Linked DNA regions of Homo sapiens: regions 2 and 3 are each linked to region 1. Evidence: read pairs that join two places in POLR2A ChIA-PET (ENCODE). Cell type or tissue: B cell. All regions are shown on one strand.

What was found. ChIA-PET counts read pairs that join two places held together with the same protein. Peaks named below come from ENCODE experiments on the same cell type or tissue, not always from the same donor. Only the 100,000 strongest peaks of a DNase experiment are listed, where the experiment ranks them.
Region 2: POLR2A ChIA-PET joins it to region 1 with 20 read pairs; 28 of 35 experiments call an interaction of 5 or more read pairs at or near these places.
Region 3: POLR2A ChIA-PET joins it to region 1 with 15 read pairs; 29 of 35 experiments call an interaction of 5 or more read pairs at or near these places.

What each region holds. Positions count from the first base shown.
Region 1 is chr6:27,889,311-27,897,310 of GRCh38, forward strand. H3C12 (H3 clustered histone 12) reads right to left here and starts at 1,516. Exons shown (of 1, transcript NM_003535.3): 1 at 1,005-1,516. The coding sequence starts at 1,482. The coding sequence ends at 1,072. H2AC17 (H2A clustered histone 17) reads right to left here and starts at 3,875. Exons shown (of 1, transcript NM_003514.2): 1 at 3,389-3,875. The coding sequence starts at 3,839. The coding sequence ends at 3,447. H2BC17 (H2B clustered histone 17) reads left to right here and starts at 4,115. Exons shown (of 1, transcript NM_003527.4): 1 at 4,115-4,581. The coding sequence starts at 4,153. The coding sequence ends at 4,533. RefSeq lists enhancers at 1-462, 463-1,107, 749-1,048, 1,108-1,752, 1,269-1,488 and 6 more and a cis regulatory region at 6,214-6,498. In B cell, a CTCF peak has its summit at 6,385 (motif pointing left); DNase peaks (open chromatin) are centred at 1,471, 3,901, 5,211, 6,261 and 2 weaker places; H3K4me3 peaks cover 5,483 bases; H3K27ac peaks cover 3,699 bases.
Region 2 is chr6:26,194,732-26,202,731 of GRCh38, forward strand. It overlaps H3C4 (H3 clustered histone 4), which reads right to left and starts at 2,555. Exons shown (of 1, transcript NM_001376937.1): 1 at 2,053-2,555. The coding sequence starts at 2,519. The coding sequence ends at 2,109. It overlaps H2AC7 (H2A clustered histone 7), which reads right to left and starts at 4,562. Exons shown (of 1, transcript NM_021065.3): 1 at 4,053-4,562. The coding sequence starts at 4,512. The coding sequence ends at 4,120. It overlaps H2BC7 (H2B clustered histone 7), which reads left to right and starts at 4,785. Exons shown (of 1, transcript NM_003522.4): 1 at 4,785-5,257. The coding sequence starts at 4,828. The coding sequence ends at 5,208. It also overlaps the pseudogene H1-12P and the pseudogene RPS10P1. RefSeq lists enhancers at 886-935, 1,682-2,283, 1,796-1,905, 2,284-2,884, 3,627-3,686 and 7 more. In B cell, no CTCF peak of the experiment used is centred here; DNase peaks (open chromatin) are centred at 780, 1,400, 2,580, 4,630 and 2 weaker places; H3K4me3 peaks cover 5,942 bases; H3K27ac peaks cover 5,709 bases.
Region 3 is chr6:26,017,593-26,025,592 of GRCh38, forward strand. It overlaps H1-1 (H1.1 linker histone, cluster member), which reads right to left and starts at 195. Exons shown (of 1, transcript NM_005325.4): 1 at 1-195. The coding sequence starts at 140. H3C1 (H3 clustered histone 1) reads left to right here and starts at 2,859. Exons shown (of 1, transcript NM_003529.3): 1 at 2,859-3,366. The coding sequence starts at 2,898. The coding sequence ends at 3,308. H4C1 (H4 clustered histone 1) reads left to right here and starts at 4,057. Exons shown (of 1, transcript NM_003538.4): 1 at 4,057-4,458. The coding sequence starts at 4,087. The coding sequence ends at 4,398. RefSeq lists enhancers at 2,371-3,187, 3,188-4,004, 3,522-3,621, 3,652-3,701, 4,005-4,820 and 2 more. In B cell, CTCF peaks have their summits at 313 and 530; DNase peaks (open chromatin) are centred at 149, 2,879, 4,169, 4,229 and 1 weaker place; H3K4me3 peaks cover 2,879 bases; H3K27ac peaks cover 3,040 bases.

The DNA of each region.
Region 1 (8,000 bases):
TTCCATTTGTTGCCAGGCTTTCCCTTTCTAGTCCTTTCCTGGATCTAGGAGAGATTAACTGAGAGTCTGATCCTTTTTTATTTTTATTTTTTAAGAGACTGTCTTGCTCTGTCACCCAGGCTGGAGTGCAATTGTGCAATCATAGTTCACTGCATCCTTGAACTCGTGGGCTCAGGCAATCTTCCTGCCTCAGCCTTCTGAGCAGCTAGAACTACAGTTGTGCGCTGCAACACCCACCTTTCTTTTTATTTGTTTTTCGTAGAGACAGGATTTTGCTGTTACCCAGGCTGATCTCAAACTCCTGGGCTCAGGGAATCCTCCTTCCACTGCCTCCCAAAGTGGAGGGCATGAGCCACCACGCCCACCCTGACAAGAGACATTTACCATCTATTTTTTCTGAGGACTACTAGCTATGTGTTTTCATCTACATAACAAGACCCGCCCCCCTTGCTAGCCAAGTCTCTTCCTTTCTCCCTCCTATAATCTGTTTTCCCAGGTTCCAAGCTTGCACTCTTTCTATAATCTCAAGGTGATATATAAACTTCTGTATCTCATTGGTGGGTGGGTCCTCATTTTGAAGTCTCCCGTGTCTATGTGCTAAATCAACCGGCCTCATGTCCGTGATTTTCAGCAAGCTTCCAGGGGACCCAAGGGCAGTGCCCGTTTCAGTTAAAAATGGCATCTCATTTAACCTGTAATCTAATTGTTAGTTATGGGGTTCTGGAGATGCTATCCCCAAAGGACAGCATGTGCAGGAAGGACTTTGGCTTTCCCCTTGAAGCGGATTGACCTTGGATATAGATTTGCTGACTTTCCTCGGAGAAAGTGAGACCCTTGTGAGATGGGTCACAGAGGACAAGTGAAAAGGACCGTCTTAGAAGACAAAGGACACTGCAAGGAATCAGAATGAACAACCCTTGACGACTTTCCGCCAGTTTATCCCTGCTTTAAAGTTGATTTAAGACAGTCGACCAATGGTGTGACAGCTATCCTCAGTGAGAATGTAAGTGGCTCTGAAAAGAGCCTTTGGAAGCTTGGAAGCAATTAAGAAACCCAAGATAGAGCAGGGGATTATGCTCGCTCGCCACGGATACGACGCGCAAGCTGGATGTCCTTAGGCATAATAGTGACACGCTTGGCGTGAATAGCACAGAGGTTGGTGTCTTCAAAGAGACCCACCAGATAGGCCTCGCACGCCTCTTGCAGCGCCATCACCGCCGAGCTCTGGAAACGAAGGTCGGTTTTGAAATCCTGCGCGATTTCTCGCACCAGGCGCTGAAATGGCAGTTTGCGGATGAGCAGCTCAGTCGACTTCTGATAACGGCGGATCTCACGCAAGGCCACGGTGCCTGGCCTGTAGCGGTGGGGCTTCTTCACACCGCCAGTCGCTGGAGCGCTTTTGCGCGCTGCCTTGGTGGCCAGCTGCTTCCGCGGTGCCTTGCCGCCGGTAGACTTGCGAGCTGTCTGCTTCGTCCGGGCCATAGTTGAGAAAGCTATGCTCTGAAAGCAAGCAGCTGAATGAGCAGTGGCTTCTACCAGAATTTATAACGATGATCTGATCCTGATTGGTCAGAACTGTTGTAGGAAAAACCTGGTTGGTTGTTAATACTATCTTCATTTGGTTCCTGCCACTTTTTTTTTTTTTTTTTTTTTTTTACCTGACGGCTTCTAATTCTGTCGCCTAGGCTGGAGTGTGGTGGCGCGATCTCAGCTCACTGCAACCTCCGCCTCCCGGGTTCAAGCGATTCTGCCTCAGCCTCCGGAGTAGCTGGGACTACAGGCACTTGCCACGACGCCCGGCTAATTTTTTTTTAGCAGAGAAGGGGTTTCACCATGTTGGCCAGGCTGGTCTCAAACTCCTGATCTCAAGTTATCCGCCTGCCTCGGACTTCCAAAGTGCTTAGATTACAGGCGTGAGCCACTGCGCTCGTCCTCCGCGCCACTTTTATTTATTGTTTTCAACCAATCATGTTAAGATTCCCCCAATGAAAAGATAATCTGACCTAGAATTTGTGTAGGTCAGTCGTAGTCTTAAACTCATTTCCAATGGGTCATTTTTCCTATTTCGGATCGTGTAAAAATACATACAGTAGAACAACGTATTTGCTAGTATTTCCAAAAAGTAGTTCCGTTTTGTAACTGCTTAATTAAATCTTTTAATGACTGTACCAAGACCCAGAACAAAAACAATTTAAACTTAGGCTGGCACATTCTCTAAAACACCAAAACTTTAGTTTTGTCCAGTGTGGTGTGGGGAAGGAGTTTGATAGGTGCTTGACTAAATGATACCAATAAATGGTATCTGACCTCTTCATTAACTGAGTTTAATGCAATCCAATGGCTGATTGGATTAATTATGTAAATTATTGCTTAATTTCATTAGCATGCGCGGAATTACAGGTTTGGGTCAGTGATTAGATTTTTGCCAGTGAATCTGGGTAGTTCTGACAACAGCATTTTATTAGGATGGAGATTTTAGTTGATCAAAGAACTACCAGGTTCTGGTATTGATAAAGACCCATAAAGACAACAAAAAGGTTAGTTTAACATTTATTATATTCACAGGAGCAAATGATCACCAGAAATACTTTTGTTTGGGTTTTGTTTTTCTTTTTTTGAGACGGGGTCTCGCTTTGTCACCCAGGCTGGAGTGCAGTGGCGAGGTCATGGCTCACTGAAATCTCAAATTCCTGGGACTCAAGTGTTCCTTCTGCTGTCAGTCCGCCAAATACAGGCGAGGGCCTCGCGCCTGGTATTTTTTTTCTTTCTTTTTTTTAGATGGAGTCTCGCTCTGTCGCCCAGGCTGGAGTGCAGTGGCGTGATCTCGGCTCACTGCAACCTCTGCCTCCTGGGTTCAAGCGATTCTCCTGCCTGTCTCCTTAGTAGCGCTCGCCACCACGCCCGGCTAATTTTTGTGTTTTTAGTAGGGACAGGGTTTCACCATGTTTGCCTGGGTGGTCTCGATCTCTTGACCTTGTGATACACCCTCCTCGGCCTCCCAAAGTGCTGGGATTACAGGCGTGAGCCACCGCGCCCAGTCATTTTTTTTTTAAGAGGCAGGGGTCTCGTTATCAGGGTGGTCTCGAACTCCAGGTCCCTAGAGATTTCTCCCCTCCCCACCCACCTGCCTCAGTTTCCCAAAATGCTAAGGACGCATAAACCACCGCGCCCGGCCCCAAGTTTTTTAAAGACCCAGGACAGTTTGTGGGGAGGGGACAATTAAGGAGGTTCCTTCATGTTATAAGGTAGCAGTTGGATAGTATTTACTAGGCCTGATTCAATACTTTTATTTTACCCAATAGGAAAGTAATGGCCTCAGTGCTTGAACTCGGCCACAAATTTCTGATAGGTTTGGAGAACAGAGTGCTCAGTTCTTCCGTAGAAATGGTGGGTGGCTCTGAAAAGAGCCTTTTGTCTTGTAAGTTTACATTTTTAAAGTTCAGCCCTTACTTGCCCTTAGCTTTGTGGTGGCTCTCAGTCTTCTTGGGGAGCAGTACGGCCTGGATGTTAGGCAGAACACCGCCCTGAGCGATGGTAACTTTACCAAGCAGCTTGTTGAGCTCCTCGTCGTTGCGGATGGCCAGCTGCAAGTGGCGCGGGATGATGCGGGTCTTTTTGTTGTCGCGGGCTGCGTTGCCCGCCAGCTCCAGGATCTCGGCAGTTAGGTACTCCAGCACCGCCGCCAGGTAAACCGGCGCGCCGGCCCCGACCCGCTCAGCGTAGTTGCCCTTGCGGAGCAGGCGGTGCACTCGTCCTACAGGAAATTGGAGCCCAGCTCTAGAGGAGCGGGTTTTGGCCTTGGCGCGAGCCTTGCCGCCCTGCTTGCCACGTCCAGACATGGTAAAACGACCTGTGGCCTAAGTCAGAAAGTGAGTGAAAGGAACCTACAGGGACGCGCATTTTATAGCAGCTGCTGGGCGCGAAAAAGAAGCTGGGCCATTGGCTAAGCTTGCAGCTTCCTCTTAATGCAAATGAGCTTTCTGAATATACGTGTTTTGATTGGACTATATTGATATTAACGTCATCTGAGTAACTTCCAATCAGACAGAAGAATTTCTCAATCTCATCTGCATATAGACTTGTAAATAAATAGGGCATAACCCAGCTTGTCCTCATTCTTGTTATTTGAGTGCTCTTTCACTCTCCTCCGCCATGCCCGACCCGGCTAAATCTGCTCCTGCCCCCAAAAAGGGCTCCAAGAAAGCCGTAACCAAGGCCCAGAAAAAGGACGGCAAGAAGCGCAAGCGCAGCCGCAAAGAGAGTTACTCTATCTACGTGTACAAGGTGCTGAAGCAAGTCCACCCCGACACCGGCATCTCATCGAAGGCCATGGGCATCATGAACTCCTTCGTCAATGACATCTTTGAGCGCATCGCTGGCGAGGCTTCCCGCCTGGCGCATTACAACAAGCGCTCGACCATCACCTCCAGGGAGATCCAGACGGCCGTGCGCCTGCTGCTGCCCGGGGAGCTGGCCAAGCACGCCGTGTCCGAGGGCACAAAGGCCGTCACCAAGTACACCAGCTCCAAGTGAGCTCTCGCAGCTGCCAGCAATCCAAAGGCTCTTTTCAGAGCCACTCACGCTTCCAGAGAAAGAGCCTGTGCATTTTGCTTGTAGTCTTTTGGGTGGACTCCGGCCGGCCTCCATTAGGAGGGAAGACGGCGGGAAAAGGTAAGCTAAGCTCCCTAGGCTTTTTGCGTGTGAGTATAGACGCTCCATCAGACAAATTTAGCTTGGGTTCTTAGATACCCTTGGGGAAAAAGGCTTGCAGTTGTGCTTTAAGCTATAATTACAAGTTTGCTTTCGGTTTTCGGTTACTCTTTCCTTTTGTGTTGTTTTTTTTTTTTTTTTTTAAATGGAGTCTTGGCTCTGTCGCCCAGGATAGAGTGCAGTGCCGCGATCTCGGCTCACTGTAAGCTCCGTCTCCCGGGTTCAACCAATTCTGCTTCGGCCTCCTAAGTAGCTGGGATTACAGGCGCCCGCCACCGTGCCCGACTAATTATTGCATTTTTAGTAGAGACGGAGTTTTACCGTCTTGACCAGGCTAGTCTCGAACTCCTGACTTCGTGATCCACCCATCTCGGCCTCCCAAAATGTTGGGATATCAGGCGTGAGCCATCGCGCGCGGCCGGGTTATTCTTTCAGTGCCTGTAACGTCCCCCTTCTTTGATTGGTCAACGCTCTATTTGAAAAGCCCGCCAAGGGCTGCAATTTGCCAGATAGTCTCATCCGGGTTGTTTTTCGAAGAGGTTCTCCCGGAATGGAAATGACCGTTATCTGCAGGAGTGCATCGGACTCTGGCGCCAAGAGCTGGAAGCTGTGAATTAACCGTCCCTCTTACTGCAGTTGTACGGATCCTGGGTGACATTGACTTACCGGTGTCCATTTTCCATACACTTTAGAGAATAGGCATCTCGTCTGGCATCGCTGCAGATATGTTAGGGTGGGTTGAAATTATTGGTGTCAAAGCGGGACGGGAAACATTAAAGGCTAAGGAAGCTCCTTTAGGATAAAATGTTGAACAAAGAACCTGGCAACTTGGGAAAGCCGCTTTTTTGCAATGTTAATCAGTTGGCCTTGGGGAGGGAGGTGTGCCAGGATTAGCTGGGGCGGGGGCAGCGTTCAGGCTGGGATTTTAAAGTCCATGATTAGGAATCCTGAGATAGAAGTTGGAGAACCCCGCGTTTAAAGAGAAGCGGACCCCAGAAGAGATCACAGAAATAGGAGGTAAACCAAGAGCGTGCGAGTACAAGGGAGTGGAGACTTTTCAAGGCATGATCCCCTCTTCTCAACAGTGCCTGAATTCTCATAGCATTGCATCCTCTGCCACTGCGTTATCCCCTCTTCAATAAATTACTTCTATTGTAAATCTTTAGCAGCAAAATAGCAAGCCCCTCCACAATTCCACTCCAGGCTTTAAAATCACCCCTTAACTTTTCCTTTATTTTCCTGACGTCACTTCCTTTGCAGCTATGGGTGGAAGGCTATCTCGGACGAATAGTCTCGTCTCTGTCACAGGTGACAAACAGCCCCGAATTATGCCAATTGGTTAGTGGGTCGTTCAAAATACATTGTAGGATTTGCCGTTCACTTCCCTAAAATGTTCTCTTCCCCAGTCCCCGTACCTTGTCATTAAAGTTTGGTGCCTCGGGCTTGGCGACAGAGCTTATCGACAAGCTAAGTTACTTGGAGAGCAGTCCCCTGATTTCATCATGTTCTTTAACTTGGCATCACATTTGCCCCCTCCTTTCATTCCTCTTCGCTCTCTTTTTCGAGATTCGTTTCTCCCTGCCCATCCCGCGTCCTTGAGAGAACATCTGAGGGGTGATTATCCTCCGAGTGGGTGAGAGAGTACGTGTGGCCTTCTCCTGCCATCTTGTGGCAAAAAAGCAAAAGCACAAGTTCAAGGCGTTGTGTTTTCCAGCCCCAGTTAAAATGCTTTCTTCTTAACTTTCTACTGAGTCAGTGGGCTAGGGCAGGGTTTCCATTTTTCACTCCTTTTAATTGCAGGATTCAAGTTTCTTCAAGAGTTGTTAGTGCGGAGGTTAAAAGGGAGCGGGAGGGGGGCGGGGGAGTTAATAGGAAGAGCGAGGAGTGGGTAAAGGAGAAAGTCCTGTTGAGCTTTGTGATCTGGTCAGAGCTGTCCAAAAGAAATAAACAAATAAAAAAAGCCAAAATGCTTTATACCCTAAAATAAATAATAATACGATCGTGCTTTCTAGTTCTATTAGATTAAGTCCCCACACTTACAACTCAATTTAACCTTAATTATCTGTTTAAAGGCCCTGTCTTCAAATACCAACCACACTGAGGGCTGGGACTTCGACATGAAGTTGTTTTCTTTTGTTTTGTTTTTTGAGACAGAGTCTCACTCTGTCGCCCAGGCTGGAGTGCAGTGGCGCAATCTCGGCTCACTGCAACTTCCACCTCCTGGGTTCAAGTGATTCTTCTTCCTCAACCTCCTGAGTAGCTGAACTACAGACAGGCACCTGCCACAGCGCCCAGCTAATTTTTGTGTTTTTAGTACAGACAGGGTTTCACCATGTTGTCCAGGCTGGTCTTGGACTCCCAAAGTTCTGGGATTACAGGCGCGAGCCACTGCACCTGGTCTGTTTTGGGGGAACACAATGAAGTCCATAACAGCACTTAAGACCATTTTCCATGCTTTCATCCCGACTTTCTATTCCAAGTTCTCCTTTATAAAATATCTACATTTAGCTTAATTTGCAGATAAGGTGACAGTTATGATATTCCTTAAACCAGAAGTTAAAAGTCAGTTGCTAACAAAGGCCCAGCACATTAGAGCAAAAACAGCTGGATATTAAAAAGCACGCCTTATCTCTATAAAGAGAGGTGCTATTTGCTATTTTTCTTGAAACACCCAGACTTCTGGCATATTTCATTTTTCCAGTTTTGATAGAGATACTTGACCAAGATATATTTCACTGTTTTCTTAATTCTGCTGTAAGAACAACCATAGCACAAGCATATTGATAAATGCCAACTAATATGGAAACTAACAGGACCAGTGGTAACTTGAGAACTGAAGACAAAACCTGTGCAATTTGATTTCACTGATTTCTCCCTTCTAGCAATGCAAGCACAAGGACAGTGTGACTTCCAATTTTTCAAGAGTATATGCAGCTTAATGTGAAATATTATAAATTTTCAATACTGAGAGCTAATAAAATATATATATCATGGTACAGACTATTAAAAAAAAATGTCTGTTGACTTCATCAAGTCCTTCACCTCTAAAGTAGAGATCTCATGAAGCCCTTCATCCTTGAAGTTGAGATCTCTGGACATTAACAAAGACTCCTGTATCCATGACAAGCTTTTCACCAAGCTGCTCTTTCTGCCATCAGGGCCCAGATCAAATGCCCCGGCCTTCCCAACTTTCTAAATTCTCAGCTGAAAATAATTCATTCCTCACTTGGCCCCTCTGGATAAAGCATCAGGCCTCACATACATCAGGCATTGAAGAGTTATTTTCTGCT
Region 2 (8,000 bases), 1.7 Mb before region 1:
AAATTTAAAAAAAAAATTTTTTTTTGACCCTTAAATGAGTCAAACTCTGTCTCTTTTATGTCCTTTCGTGGATCTCTCCTGAGTTCAGCTATGCAAACAGTCCCAATATCAGGAGAATCAGTGATCATTGTATTTCCCATTTTCCCAAGGAAACGTTGAACATTTACTGGAACCCTCCCAAAGTAACTAAACGTCCAAATAGTTACAAGAAGCTATCATGAAATATTTTCAGCCCCAGCTAATTTTATCAGAAAGGGCTGTTGTTCTAAGTATCCGTACTGCTGTTCTTGTGGAGAAATTCAAAAAGAACCTGTTGTTTCTCTTCTCATATAAAACAGATTTCCTCGTTAAATCTCAATGAAAATCAAGTAGTTGTTCAATGTATGAGAAGCCAAAAATGTGTAGGCTATTATTAGAAGACAGCAAACAATTGAAGACACGAATGGAAGAATTTATATTTTAAATGAAAATCAAGAAGTTGTCCCTCTGAACTGTGAATCTCTGAAAGTTGGAACTTTTGATAAAGGCCGAGGCTGCCTTAAGTAAAAACTAGAGAAAGAAAATGTAAAGATCATAACACCGTAGCCGTTCCAGTTCATTGTAGAATAGAATTGGTGTGATTCCTCCTCAGGAAATTTAAACTATTTTGATTTTCTGAATTTCCGCAAACACAACTCAGAAACAGGGTTGAGACTAGGTTGCTGCCAAGCTGAAAGACTGAGCTGGGAACCAATCAGCGCGCAGCGTGTCTGTGTGTGACACACACGTAATCACAGACACACTCGCAGCCTGACTTTTTTTTTTTTTAACTGTTAGATATCCAAACCTACAATCATGTCCGAAACTGTACATGCCGTGACTCCTGGTCTATCTCCCAAGTCAAAGACTGAAGTAAAGAAAAAGGTTGCAAGTCCGAAGTTGCAGTGAAGTGCAAGATGTCCAGGCCCCTCCGGTATGTGAGTTCATCACTAATGACTTAGCCGTCTCCAAGAAGCGCAGCGGCCTTCTCTGTGGCCGCGCTCAAGTAGGTGTTGGCGGCTACGATATGAAGATCGGCCCTTGCCGGTCGCGGTGGCCTACGTTTGTAATCTCAGCATTTTGTGAGGCCAAGGCGGGAGAATCTCTTAAGCTAAGGAGTTGTTTTTGGTGGTTTTGTTTGTCCTTGGGGATTTTTTTTTTTTTTTTGAAGGAGTCTAGCTCTGCTGCCCAGGCTGGAGTGCAGTGGTGTGATCTCGGTTCACTGCAACTTCCGCCTCCCGGGTTCAAGCCCTTCTCCTGCCTCAGCTTTCCATGTAGCTGGGACTGCAGGCGTGTGCCACCACACCCGGCTAATTTTTGTATTCTCAGTAGAGACGAAGTTTCAATGTGTTGGGCAGGCTGGTCTCGAACTCTTGGCATCACGTGATCCGCCCGCCTTGGCATCCTAAAGTGCTGTGATTACAGGCCTGAGCCACCTCGCCTGGCCAAGCTAAGGAGTTTTGAGGCCAGCCTGGGTAACACAGTGAGACCTCGTCCCTAAAAATAAATACAAATTTTTAAAAATTATTTGAATAAAGTTGGGCCTTGAAAACAAACGAGGGCATCTTCGTGCTAAGGAGTGCAGCGCCTCAGGTTCATTCCCGCCAAACCAGGCAGTGTTAGGAAAATCAAGACCGAGGCCAGAAAAGCCGCTGCAGTCATGCCCAAGACAGCTGTCCTGGCAGCCGAGAGGCCCAAGAAAGCTTGGGGCGTCCTTATTCCGAAAAAGAGTACTAAGCGGACCCCAAAAGCTTTTGCTGGTGGAGGCTGCTGGAGAAGGTTGGTTGGTCAAAGGTGGCCAAGAAAGTTCCCAAGCCGGAGGCATCCAAGCCTAAGAAAGCGGCCCCCAAAACAAGGAGATATAAGAGTACCTTAAAGGCTGTTTTAAGAACTCCCCAATTATAATAAAGCTTTTTGCACCAATTCCGTGAGGGGAGGGGGAACGGATAGAGGCAAGAATGCTTACTTACCTTGAGTGAACAGAGGTTCCAGTTTACGGACAGCAACAGTAAACAGCAACTTTTATAGAAAAGGTGGTTGGCTCTGAAAAGAGCCTTTGGGTTTTGGTTAGCACACATTCACAAGACAATTTACGCCCTCTCCCCACGAATGCGGCGAGCAAGCTGGATGTCCTTGGGCATGATAGTCACTCGCTTGGCGTGAATGGCGCATAGGTTGGTGTCCTCAAACAGCCCCACCAGGTAGGCCTCGCAGGCCTCCTGCAGCGCCATCACCGCCGAGCTCTGAAAACGCAGATCAGTCTTGAAGTCCTGCGCGATCTCACGGACTAGACGCTGGAATGGCAGTTTGCGAATCAGCAGCTCGGTCGACTTCTGGTAGCGGCGGATCTCGCGCAGAGCCACCGTGCCGGGCCGGTAACGGTGGGGCTTCTTCACGCCGCCGGTGGCTGGAGCGCTCTTTCGAGCAGCCTTGGTGGCCAGCTGCTTGCGTGGCGCTTTCCCACCCGTGGACTTGCGAGCAGTCTGCTTGGTACGAGCCATTGCGAACTTCTAAACCCTGCTAAATGACGAAAAAACGAAAGTCTAGCCTTTCGTACCCGTATATATAAAGACACCCCTGTTCTGATTGGACAAGGCAGCCTTTCCCCTGCAGCTCGATTGGTGGAGACGCCCACTCCCTGACAGAACATCTCCTGCATGTAGACCAAATATTAAAACTTTCCTCCGTCCATCTTTAACTGCTGGTGTTTTCAACCCTTTCCCCTCTGTGCCATGTTTCTAGCTTTTATTTAAAACGTACTTTGGTTTTCCTTGGCAAAATTGTGTCTAGCTACTAGGATGACGTGTCTTAATTTTTTTTTAAATGTTGGCGCTGAAACTGGCTTTGATCAACGTTTTAAAAAGACGCGCGCTAGTTGTGATTGGCCAAGTGATTTCTTTTTACCCTCTTAAGTTTAGAAAGGTTAATTTCATATCTTGATTTGTCTATTTAAACTTGGAGATATTTTCAATAATTTGTTCCAAATGCACCATGACTATTAACTCATAAGTAACAATATGAAACCTGATGTTAAGCTACATGAACACATTTAATTTCACCACAATATGTCATCCTCATATGAAAGCACTCTTATCTTTTACAAGTTCAACTGGTATTTGTGTAATCTGCTGTAAAAAAAAAAAAAAAAAAAAGCCAAATTTATAAATGGCACAAAAAGACCAGTGTGCCCTTTTAGTCATGCTGAACACTGTGCTAAGAAGCTCCACCTAAGGGCCGTCTGGCTCCAGGGGATGTAGGTTTGTATTCCTATTGATAATTAATTAGGGTTAGCTCAGTAGAGTTGAAAGTGGCTTGCAAAAACAAACCCAAAAAATACTTACAAATTACAGGTTATTTCGTATCATTAAGATGCATACAAAAGACAATAAAACATTTGTTCTGGTTCTGTTGCTTTAAGTCACTAACTATATTTTTATGTAAATGTAAACACTGACAAACATTAACTTCTCTCCTGTATGTCTCAGGCCTTTTAACAGCTTTGCAATCCTAACGAGCCGCTGCATTGATCGATTTAAATTACATGTGACATAAAGTCTCTTTGCATTTTAATTAGTTTGCTTTTTTGGGTTTTTGTTTGTTTTGAGACAGTCTCGCTCTGTCGCCGAAACTGGAGTGCAGTGGCGCGATCTCGACTCACTGCAACCTCCGCCTCCGGGGTTCAACATTTTCTCCTGCCTCAACCTCTTAAATAGCTGAAATTACAGGCGCGCGCCACCACGCCCGACAAATTTTTTTATTTTTAGTAAAGACGGGGCTTCACACCATGTTGGTCAGGCTGTCCTGGAACTCCTGACCCTGTGATCCGCCCACCTTGGCCTTCCAAAGTCCTGGGATTACAGGCGTAAGGAACCGCGCCCCGCCAATTTGCTTATGTATTTTTATGGCATCTTTAAAATGGACGGTTAGTTTCACGATTCAGTGTTAAGAACACCCACTTATAAATGGAAAAATTATTAAAGAAAACTGCAAAATAGCTATTTACACAGAAAATGTGAGCCCTTTTAAGGAATACATGGGTGGCTCTGAAAAGAGCCTTTGTTAAGACTGCTTCCTTAAAAAGCCAATATAAGAGTTCTCGTTTTACTTGCCCTTGGCCTTGTGGTGACTCTCAGTCTTCTTGGGGAGCAGTACAGCCTGGATGTTGGGCAGAACACCGCCCTGAGCAATTGTGACTTTACCCAGCAACTTGTTTAGCTCCTCGTCGTTGCGGATGGCCAGCTGCAGGTGTCGGGGGATGATGCGGGTCTTCTTGTTGTCGCGGGCGGCGTTGCCCGCCAGCTCCAGGATCTCGGCGGTCAGGTACTCCAACACCGCCGCCAGATACACTGGCGCGCCGGCCCCGACTCGCTCGGAGTAGTTGCCCTTGCGGAGCAAGCGGTGTACGCGGCCCACAGGGAACTGGAGTCCGGCCCGCGAAGAGCGGGTCTTAGCCTTAGCTCGGGCCTTTCCGCCTTGCTTGCCGCGTCCGGACATTTTGAATTCTTAAAAACGATGTTAAGCAATGAAGACAAAAATGTAAAAGTGAATTTTGTTAGCAAGTGAGAAACTATTATACTTGGAGGTCGAATTGTAAATAACGCTATTTGATTGGCTAGAACAACCAACCAATTGCAAAGAAACGCTAGAATCACCTAATTTGCATACCACAGGGCACACAGAGACAATTCATCCAATCAATGTGTAAGCTTTTAAATGCCAGTTTACGATAGGAGCTCTACAAATATTACCAGCTGCAGAGTGAGGACACTTGCATTTCTCTTTAGGTTGTGGACGAAGTGTTTATTTATCATGCCTGAACCTGCTAAGTCCGCTCCTGCTCCAAAAAAGGGCTCCAAAAAGGCGGTGACCAAGGCGCAGAAGAAGGATGGTAAGAAGCGCAAGCGTAGCCGCAAGGAGAGCTATTCCGTGTACGTGTACAAGGTGCTAAAGCAGGTCCACCCCGACACCGGCATCTCATCCAAGGCCATGGGCATCATGAACTCCTTCGTCAACGATATCTTCGAGCGCATCGCTGGCGAGGCTTCCCGCCTGGCGCATTACAACAAGCGCTCCACCATCACCTCCAGGGAGATCCAGACGGCCGTACGCCTGCTGCTGCCCGGGGAGCTGGCTAAGCACGCCGTGTCAGAGGGCACCAAGGCCGTCACCAAGTACACCAGCTCTAAGTAATTCTAACGTCTTCATACCCAATCCCAAAGGCTCTTTTAAGAGCCACCCACTTTTTCAGCTATAGAGTTGTAATTACCTGCATATTTTCCGTGTTTACCACCAACAGGTTTGGTTTTATCCTCATTTGAGGGGGTTGCTGCTGTGTAGGTCTAGACCACAGTTCTTTTGACTGGTTGAAGGAAAATGCTATACTTAACCGTAGCATGTTTGTTTTACCCCAAGTGCTGGTTAGAAGGCTAGCCCATTGTGCTGATAAGCACATTTTTCTTATGTTGTGCTGTGATGTGTCCCTTGTCAAATTGGTTTCATAAGAAAAGAACTTTTGAAATATCTCTTTTGCTACTGACATAGTGTGAGGGAAAGGAATGTCTTCCTTAATTCCGGTTTAGTCATCGCAGCATTGGCGAATTTAGCTGGTTAAAATAATGTAATCAAATTCTTTAAAATATAAGGAAAGCAAGACAAGTAATGTGCATGAAAACTGAAAAAATGTGAACACCCGAGCCTGGATGCAGCACTAATAATCAACATTGTTCTTGGTTTAGTTAAAGAAAATTTGGCCACTGGCAAAATACCATTTGGGAGTAATGAGACACACCCCTAATCCTAAAATATTTTCTTGTCACTTCCTCAAAGTTGTTTTTGACTTTTTTTCCTTCAGGGTTGACTTCATATGTGTTCATTTTATTCTAATAAGCAAAAGTTGTAATTTTTAAGTGAAAAAATAATTTATGTCATTCTACTTACAAATACAATTTTTCTATTCTATATACTCATATATAAAGATACTGAAGTTTTACTGTATTCTTGGTAATTACAAGCCTTACTTAAGATCATAAACTGTTATGAATGGCATCCAGTGTAGAATACTTAAAATTTTTACAAAATGTTTTTGTATCTTAAAAATATTTAAAATATTATATATAAAAGATTCTTAGAATTTCAACCCAGTTAAGAAAAAAGGAATAGTATTCTATATTATTACTTTTTTTTTTTTTTTGAGGAGGAGTTTCGCTATTGTTGCTCAGAGTAGAGTGCAATGGCGCAATCTCGGCTCACAGCAACCTCTGGCTCCCGGGTTCAAGCGATTCTCCCGTCTCAGCCTCCCGAGTAGCTGGAACTACAGGCGCGCACCACCATGCCCGGCTATTTTTTGTATTTTTAGTAGAGACGGAGTTTCACCATGTTGGTCAGGCTGGTTTCGAACTCCTGACCTCAGGTGATCCACCATCCTCAGACTCCCAAAATGCTGGGATTACAGGCGTGAGCCACCACACCCGTCCCATAATTATTTTTCAACTTCCCACTCCCTGTCCGGCACATAAATGGACACAGAACACAGCACATGCAAAGCATATATAAACATTCAAATAAACAAAACCCAACTGAAAAAATGAAAGCAACAAGAAAAACCTAGGAAAATGAAAACTAAAAATACTAAATGGCTTCATGTGCCAATTTACATTGGCATAGCAGTCGATTTTTGCTTTCTGTAGTTCCAGAAGTAAATATCTAAACTAAGGTCTACATCAGCTTGAGGGGAATACAACAAGTTTCTGAAATTATATGCAGAAATGTGGCCATATGTGTTTCCCCTTCCCAGAACAAATTATATAGCTTTCTATCAGATTCTAAAAATGTTAAGCAGAATAAGGATACCCCAGTGATGACCACATCCTAATCCCTGGAGTCTGCAAATTCCTGGAGTCTTTGTTAGGTAACATGACAAAGGGCAACTAAGGTTTCCATGGAATTAAGGCTACTAATTGGCTGACCTTAAAGTAAGGAGATTATATTGCATGTTATGAATTAGCCCAATATAATTACAAAGATTCTTAAAAGTGGAAGAGGGAATTGGAATAGAGAACTAGAGATATGGCAGCATGAGAAAAATTTGGCCATAAATTGCAGACTTTGAAAATGAAAGAAAAGGACCATGATCTAAGGAGAGAGTGGCATCTATCAGTTAAAAAGGCAAGGGAAAAGATACAGGCTCTTTATTTCTTTACTTAATATCAAGCCAACACCTTGACACTTTTGCTCAGTAAGATCTGTGACTGAGTCCCAATTTTTAAAACTATATAATTACAAATTTGTATTTTTTAATCATAAAATGTGATAAATTTTCAAACCAGCAATAGGAAACCAATACACCCATGCAAGTTTAAAGACTGAGTAATGTACCAGCCCCAGCCCGGGACCCTACAGCTGCTGAGATGTTGATGCGTAAGAAGAACTGGATTGCCATTTATGAACTCCTTTTTAAGGAGGGAGTCATGGTGGCCAAGAAGGATGTCCATATGCCTAAGCACCTAGAAATGGCAGACAAGAATGTGCCCAACCTTCGTGTCATGAAGGCCATGCAGTCTCTCAAGTCCCAGGGCTACTTGAAGGAACAGTTTGCCTGGAGACATTTCTAGTGGTACCTTACCAATGAGGGCATCCAGTATCTCTGTAATTACCTTCATCTGCCCACAGAGATTGTGCCTGCCACCCTACACCACAGCCGTCCAGAGACTGGCAGGCCTCCGCCTGAAGGTCTGGAGGGTGAGCAACCTGCAAGACTCACAAGAGGGGAAGCCGACAGAGATACCTACAGACGGAGTGCTGTGTCCCCTGGTGCTGACAAGAAAGCCAAGGCTGGGGCTGGGTCAACAACCGAATTCCAGTTTAGAGGCAGATTTGGTCGTGGGCCTGGTCAGCCACCTCAGTAAAACTGGAGAGGATTGTTTTGCATTGAATAAACTTACAGCCGAAAAAACTTAAAAAAAAAAAATTCAGTAATGTATTAA
Region 3 (8,000 bases), 1.9 Mb before region 1:
ATCAGCTCTGACACGGAAGGGCCAGCGGGTTTTTTCTTGGAGGCTGCTGCAGCCTTAGCAGGTTTCTTTGCCTTCTTGCCAGCTAAAGGTTTCTCAGGAGCAGCAGAAGCGGCGGGGGCGGGAGGCACTGTTTCAGACATGGTGACTAACACAGCACACCAAATAAAGTGGTATAAACCTGACGAAGCAGGATGCGAAAAAAAGGCCCCAACGCAGCCTATTTATAGGGTGGGACTGCGCCGTGATTGGTGCCCGTCAGTGCCCGCCCCTCGCGCCCTAGCGCCCCCTGCGCGCTGCCGAGGGTTTCGCCCAGTCTCAGAAGGCAGCTGGGGGCCTCTAGGGCCTATGGTCCTGCTCCCCTCAACGCAAGCAAACACACAGAAAAAGCCGCTCTGGTTGCCTCATTGTGAAGGAAATTGTAGGCAGACTGCCGCCCAGTAACATCAGAGGGTACCGCTTCTCTCTCAAAAAGCAGCTCTTTTTTAGGGAGTAGGTTGAGAGGGGGCGGTTTACAAATGCAGTGCCACAAGCATCCGAGGAGTTTTATTAGAAATTTTTAGAGGTCCGTTGCCAGAGATGTTAGTTTTTAATTTGCAAGAAATGTAAAATACAGTGTTTTGAATAGTTGCGGAGGGAGAGAAAAGTGCGAGTTTTAGGCCGTGTTAGGGCCAGTTGTCATCAACTCTATTACATTTTCTGGCAATGTTTTAGAGCGATGTGTCTCGCGAATACCTTTCACGTCAAACAAGAATGAATCGTAGACAACACCAGAATTCACAAACGCTGCAATTAATACTCAAACTGCAAGTGTGGAAACGTTTCTGCACTTGCAACTTATTTCCACAGTCCAATGTGGGATGCACTTCAGGAATTTCCAATGCCCTTTTCATCCATACAACATGCCCCAAATTGGTATTAAGGTTTACAACCTGTGTTCCATGTCAGCACACGCAATCAGCGCACCATGACATGGTCAACTCATTCTTTTATTCAACAAATATTTATGGGCCTCACAAGCCTGCGAAAGGCGTTAAATGCTGGGTCCACGAAACCGGTTCCCTGACAGGCATTCTGCTGGGGAGTTAAGTCCACTTAGTGTGAAAGCAAACACGGGTGATAAATGCAAGCACACCCTGGGGATAAGATTTTATGGTAACAACCCTTTAACTTGTTTGTGGCTGTTAAGTGCATTTCAAAGTATCAATAAGCTAAAACGATCTCACATTGCCAATCAGAGACTCAGCTAATGGGAGAATAAAAAACTATTAAATCGACATCCACTTCTACAATCCTATTCTGGATAACCCCCTAGCACAGCACAGCAGAGAGTGAGGTAATGCGGTCTTATTTCCGCTCCTGCTGTGGTAGTTTTCAAATAAGTCCGAACCATGCTAAGTAACCTGAGCTTTTCCCCTTTTTGTTCAAACAACGTGCCAACCAAATAATGGAGTGGTCCCAGATAAGTATTGTACCCATCTTCTGCACCAGTGCTTCCTACGTCCCATTTTATTGAGAAGGCATGCATTCAAATATTTCACGTAATTTCTAAAAATTTGGAAAATAACGGTTGGAAACTCTACATCTTGGTTTGACGGCTAGTCAGTTATGAAACACAGGTATACAAAATTGGAAGATTTTTGTAAGTAAACCCTTTGTGAAAGATATAAACCTTTCTTAGTGTAATAAGCGAGGTATCTGAAAAAACGCAACTTTTGAAAAGGAAATACTCCTAATTATCTGATTCAGGAGTTTCCACTTTAAATAATGGGTTCTGCCTCCCTTTTTTCTATTGGGTTAAACTGGTTTCAAATAAAATGGGAACGCTCCATGCAAATGAAGGATGATAGATCTGCTTTCTAAATGGCTGTTCAAGAAAATAGCCTAAACCAATCAAAAGATAGAATGTGGCCTGTCTCTTGTGAATTTAAAAAGGTCACAATCCACTTTTCAGTGTTTTGAGATTTTCAAAATGATTGCATTAGCTCTTGGCAATGCTAAATTATGTTCCTTGCGAACCACTATCCAGTTTCTCTTGGGCCAAGTCCACCTCCTGCTCCGCAAGAGGAACAACTCCCAGCTGGTGGTACCTGGCGGCAGTGCTGGAGAAACGCCATTTTGTGACTGGCAGAGTACACCTAGGCTTTAGAAAACAAAAGCTGCAGAACGCTGCAAGTTTAGGATTCAAAGAGCATAATCAAGAGAAAGACGTCTCATAGAAAATGTTTCTGAGTAATAGTGTAATCCTACTATGTTTGAGATGCTTTGTAGATTTCAATAACACTCCTAAGTCAATTAAAGCATTACAAAGGAATCCAATTCTTGTGAAAGGTTTCAGAAATTCCCGTAAAGGGTACATTTCCGGAGAGGAGGTGAGCAGTATTCCCTCTTTTTTTTTTTTTTTTTTTTTTTCCTAAAGAGCTGAAGGTTATACGGAATTGGGGAATTATAATACCTTTGGAATCAATGCCTTGTTTTATGGAAAATAAACACAGCCTTCAGGTTATGAAAACCAGATGTAGAAGAGGACAAGTTTAAAAAATTAAAGTCCAAGCCGGCGCAGTGGGGCTCCCCTGTAATCCCAGCTACTCTGGATGCTGAGGCGGGAAGATCCTTTGAGCCCAAGTTTAAGACCAGCTTGGGGAACAAAGCAAAAGTAAAATAAAATAATAGTAGTAATAAAATACCACTTAAATAATCATCTGTAGAGTTGGAATAGAATATAGTAGCCGGTGAAACTGCACGATTGTTGCTGGCTTAAAGATAGACCAATCAGAGTGTGTAACGTCATATTTAGCGTCTTCTATCATCCAATCACTGCACTTTACACACTATAAATAGAGCAGCTCATGGGCGTATTTGCGCTAGTGTTGGGTGTTCCGCTGTGCTGTTTTTCCGTCATGGCTCGCACTAAGCAAACTGCTCGGAAGTCTACTGGTGGCAAGGCGCCACGCAAACAGTTGGCCACTAAGGCAGCCCGCAAAAGCGCTCCGGCCACCGGCGGCGTGAAAAAGCCCCACCGCTACCGGCCGGGCACCGTGGCTCTGCGCGAGATCCGCCGTTATCAGAAGTCCACTGAACTGCTTATTCGTAAACTACCTTTCCAGCGCCTGGTGCGCGAGATTGCGCAGGACTTTAAAACAGACCTGCGTTTCCAGAGCTCCGCTGTGATGGCTCTGCAGGAGGCGTGCGAGGCCTACTTGGTAGGGCTATTTGAGGACACTAACCTGTGCGCCATCCACGCCAAGCGCGTCACTATCATGCCCAAGGACATCCAGCTCGCCCGCCGCATCCGCGGAGAGAGGGCGTGATTACTGTGGTCTCTCTGACGGTCCAAGCAAAGGCTCTTTTCAGAGCCACCACCTTTTCAAGTAAAGTAGCTGTAAGAAACCAATTTAAGACAAAAGGGAATGCATTGGGAGCACTTTTCGTTTTAATGCTACTGAAGGCTTCAAAACCAATCGATTTCGGCCGGTCGCGGTGACTCACGCCTGTAATTCAAGCACTTTGAGAGGCTGAGGCGGGCGGATTACCAGAAATCAGGAGTTCGGGATCAGCCTGGCCAACATGGCCGAATCCCGTCTCTACGAAAAATACAAAAACACGCCGGGCGCGACGGCGAGCGCTTGTAATCCCAGCTACACTCTGAAGGCTGAGGCAGGAGAAACACTTGAACCTGAGAGGCAGAGGTTTCAGTGAATCGAGATGGCTCTAATGTACTCCAGTCTGGGCGACAGAGAGATTCGGTTAAAAAAAAAGTTCGACTTAAAATAATTCTGGAGTCAGAATGGGTTTACATTTAATTCTTAACCCAGTTCCTCAAAGCCTGTAGCTCTGTTAAGAAAATAAAGGCCATTGGTCAAGCCTGCTTGGTCCCACCCTCATCTCCCCACCCTCCCCCAATCGCTGCTCCCGCCATTTCCTGGGGCTTGGAGGAGGGGTTAAAGGAGCGGACTGTAGGCGTCACATTTCCCGCCTGCGCGCTTTTCAGTCTCAGTGTCCGCTGGAGGTGGGGGCAGGGGTAACGTAGATATATAAAGATCGGTTTCCTATTCTCTCACTTGCTCTTGGTTCACTTCTTGGGAAGTCATGTCTGGACGTGGTAAGGGCGGGAAGGGTTTGGGTAAGGGGGGTGCCAAGCGCCACCGCAAGGTGTTGCGTGACAACATCCAGGGCATCACCAAGCCGGCCATCCGGCGTCTGGCCCGGCGTGGCGGTGTGAAGCGGATCTCTGGTCTGATCTACGAGGAGACTCGCGGGGTGCTCAAGGTGTTTTTGGAGAACGTGATCCGTGACGCTGTCACCTATACGGAGCACGCCAAGCGCAAGACAGTCACTGCCATGGACGTGGTCTACGCGCTTAAGCGCCAGGGACGCACCCTTTATGGCTTTGGCGGTTAAGGTTGCTGATTTCTCCACAGCTTGCATTTCTGAACCAAAGGCCCTTTTCAGGGCCGCCCAACTAAACAAAAGAAGAGCTGTATCCATTAAGTCAAGAAGCTCAATGTGTAATTAAGATGAATGATACTGAGCTGACATCCTAAAAAGGAAAGATTAGGGGAACTCCAAGTTTGCCCTCCACTCACTACATATGGGTAGGGGAGCAACGATATTCCAACTCTGAAGAAAGAGTGGAAAAAAAGTAGTGTTAAAAATTTGTATTAGTTTCCAAGGGACAAAGAAGCGCTGCCCAATCAATGAGGGCCATTCGTAGCTGTCAACCAATCAGAACTGATGAGCTAATATTTCCTGAGGCAAGCCAGGGAGCCGGAGGGGAAGCTAAGAAGCTTATTGAGAAAAAACAAAAACCCTGTTTTAGGAAAAAAAAAAACCATCTTTTAGCGATTATGAAATAAAATCACAGAGACATTTAAGTATCCCTCAATCATGTACTGAGAGCAATACTAAATTTATCGCCACCAATACAGTTTTACTCTATTAAAAAGACCCTGAAAATTGAAACCCTATTCAGACTCCTGGAATACCCAGGACACTAAATTCAGGGGAGATTAAAATCTGTTTTAGAGAGAAAAGGCACCTTTTTCAGTGTTACCGCGGCCTTCAGCAGTTAACCTTTTTTTTTCCCCCTTTACGCAGAAATGGAAATTTGGGTGATAGAAATATTCCGAAATTAAATTGTGATGATGGTTGTACAACTAAGAAAACACGGTAAAATTCATTGAACTGTACCTAAAGTGGGCAAATTTTGTGGTACATTAAATATCAATAAAGCTGATTATATACATACACATATATTTTTATATATGCAGAGAGAGAAATGATGCAAGCAGGGTGGTAGGACATGAGGTTGGTAGCATAGGCAATGTTGGTCTGTGAAGGGCCACCTGTGCTAAACCTGGAAGCCTGGGGTTTGTCCAGTCAAGCCATGGTAGCCATAGTTTTAAAGGATGTTCCTGATGCAGTTATGTGTTCCAGTTAAGTACATCTAGCTTCAGAACTCAGCTGGAAAAGGGATGTGAACTTCAGGTTAGCTGATAGGGAAATATCTTACTCTCATCTGAGTAAATATTCACAAATGCCTCTCATTGTGCTCTTTTTGGTACCATTGTTATAGGACTGATTTCAGCCTCACGATGTTAGCTTCAGTGATGGATGTCTCTTTATTTTGAGGTCCTGTTTTCCACCTGACAGTTTTCATCCAGGATTTCTTGAGGAATTACACAAGTACCCAGCTTGGCTTAATTTAAAACTGACAATGGAGAGAATTCATAGCTGCATTCTGGATAGTTTCAGGAATCAGAGGAGCAAAAATGAGCCTGGTATGGAGGGTGGGTCATTTTATGTCTTTCTTAGTTGGTATTTTAAAGATATTTATTGATCTCATATGCCAGATATTGTTGAAATCATTGGGGTACATAAGTTAGAAAATTTTAATTCCCTTTCCTGAATTCCAGAGTCAATGTAGAGGGGTGTGTGGATATCGATTACCCATATGGGAGGTATAGTCGTTGTAACAATAAGCCACGACTAGCTCCTGTTACGTTTTGCCTGGCCTTTCATAGCATTGCTATGTTCATAGCATTGCTGATATGTCATACTCATCTTAGGCATACCCACCACCACCTTGGGCCTTCTTCAGTCCTAACACTCATGCAGTCCTTGTTCAGAACAAAGATAATGTTGCTTAATTTGCAACCCCTAGACTATCCCCCAGATTTTCTAAAGAGAAACTGCACGCTGATTGCTTCAGGCAGTGGCAGGTCAAGGAATGAGATGGGGAATTGATTGTGTTAGCATTCTGGTGGGCTTAGTGGAGAGCCTGGAGACTTACATAGAAAATTCACACATCCTTTCATTCAACAAACCTCCATAAACTACCTGTTAAACGTCAGCCCTGTTCAAGGTGCTAGGGATACTTCTGGGACAAAACAAAGTCCCTACCTTCAAAAAATATATTCCAGTTGGGGGAGAGAGAACAAACACAAAATAAAATATATCTAGTTATATGTATTTTTTGTTAAATATATTATTACATATATAATTCTAGGTGGGGAAATGTTATATATATATGCTATTGAGGATAGTCAACTATATATATATATGCTAAATGAGCAGAAAAGCTTATTTTACAAGGGATGATTATGGGAGGTCTCTTTCGTAAGGTTGGTATTTGAGGAGAGGCTTGAATGAAATGAGATCTAGAGCCATTCAGATATCCAGGACAAGACCCTTCTAGGGAGAAAGAATAGATATAAAGGTGCTGATGCTGGAAATGCTTGGTCCATTCCAGAAACAGCAAGGTCAGTGAAGAGAAAGAACTGCGAAGAGAATGAGGTCAGAGGGTAGCCAGAGTACAGATCTAGTAGGTTGAGCAGCTCATCCTAGTTTGCTTGGAACTTTCTAAGTTTCAGCACTGTAAGTCTTACACCCTGAGAAACCCCTGAGAGTCAGGCAAACTGTAATGGTTGGTCATCTTACTTGTAGGCTATGATAAGGATGCTGGTTTTTATTATGAAGGTGATGGAAAGCCAGTGGAATCTTTTCAGCAGACAGTGGACATAATACCTTCAAAAAGGATCACTGTTGATGCTGGATAGAGAAAAAACTGTATGACAGGGGGATTAAAAGTGAAAACAAAGACCAGTTTGGGGTCACTGTGGTCATTCAGACAAACCGCCATGGCAGCTTGCTCCTAGAGAAGCAGCAAAGAAAACAATGAAAGGTATTCTGATTGATTTTCAACAGAGCTGACTGCATTGGGTGAAAGTTGTAAGAAGCTCAGGACAAACAATATTGCACAATTCCTGGCCCAAGCTGCTTGAAGAATGGAGTTCTATTGATTGACATGACAAATATCAGAGGAAGAACAGACTTGGTGTTTACGTATAAACATATTTTGGACAAGTTCGAGATGCCCATTATTCAATTAGATACATCAAATATGCAGTTGTATATGAGTCTAGAGATTTAAGGTCAGGGAGATGGTTTATAATTGCAAACACTTATTTAGAGACACAGTTTCACTCTTGTCTCCCAGGCCTAAGTGTAATAGCGCGATCTCAACTCACTGCAACTTCTGCCTCCCGAGTTCAAGCTATTCTCCTGTCTCACCCTCCCGAGTAGCTTGGATTACAGTCGCCCGCAACCATGCCCAGCTAATTTTTTTTTTTTTTTTAGTAGAGACGGGGTTTCACAATATTGGCCAGGCTGGTCTCGAACCCCTGACCCCAGGTGATCCACCAGGCTCAGCTTTCCAAAGTGCCGGGATTACAGGCGTGAGCCACCTTGCCGGGCCTATATTTCTTAAGCTCTATGTTTCGTTCTGAAGCTTGAAGTGGGTGGAAGCAAACTGATAGAATTTGGAGAGGTGGTTAGGCATCCCGGGAATGAGAAACAGCCCGAAGCTGCCACTATCACAGGCTTTGGCATTGCTAGAAGTTAACGTGGCACTTACAGCTAGGCCGTGGTGTTCTGTTGAACAAACTATTTGACAGAGCACAGAGCATGTAAGTGGTGAGGCCAGTTGAGTTAGCCAAGAAAAG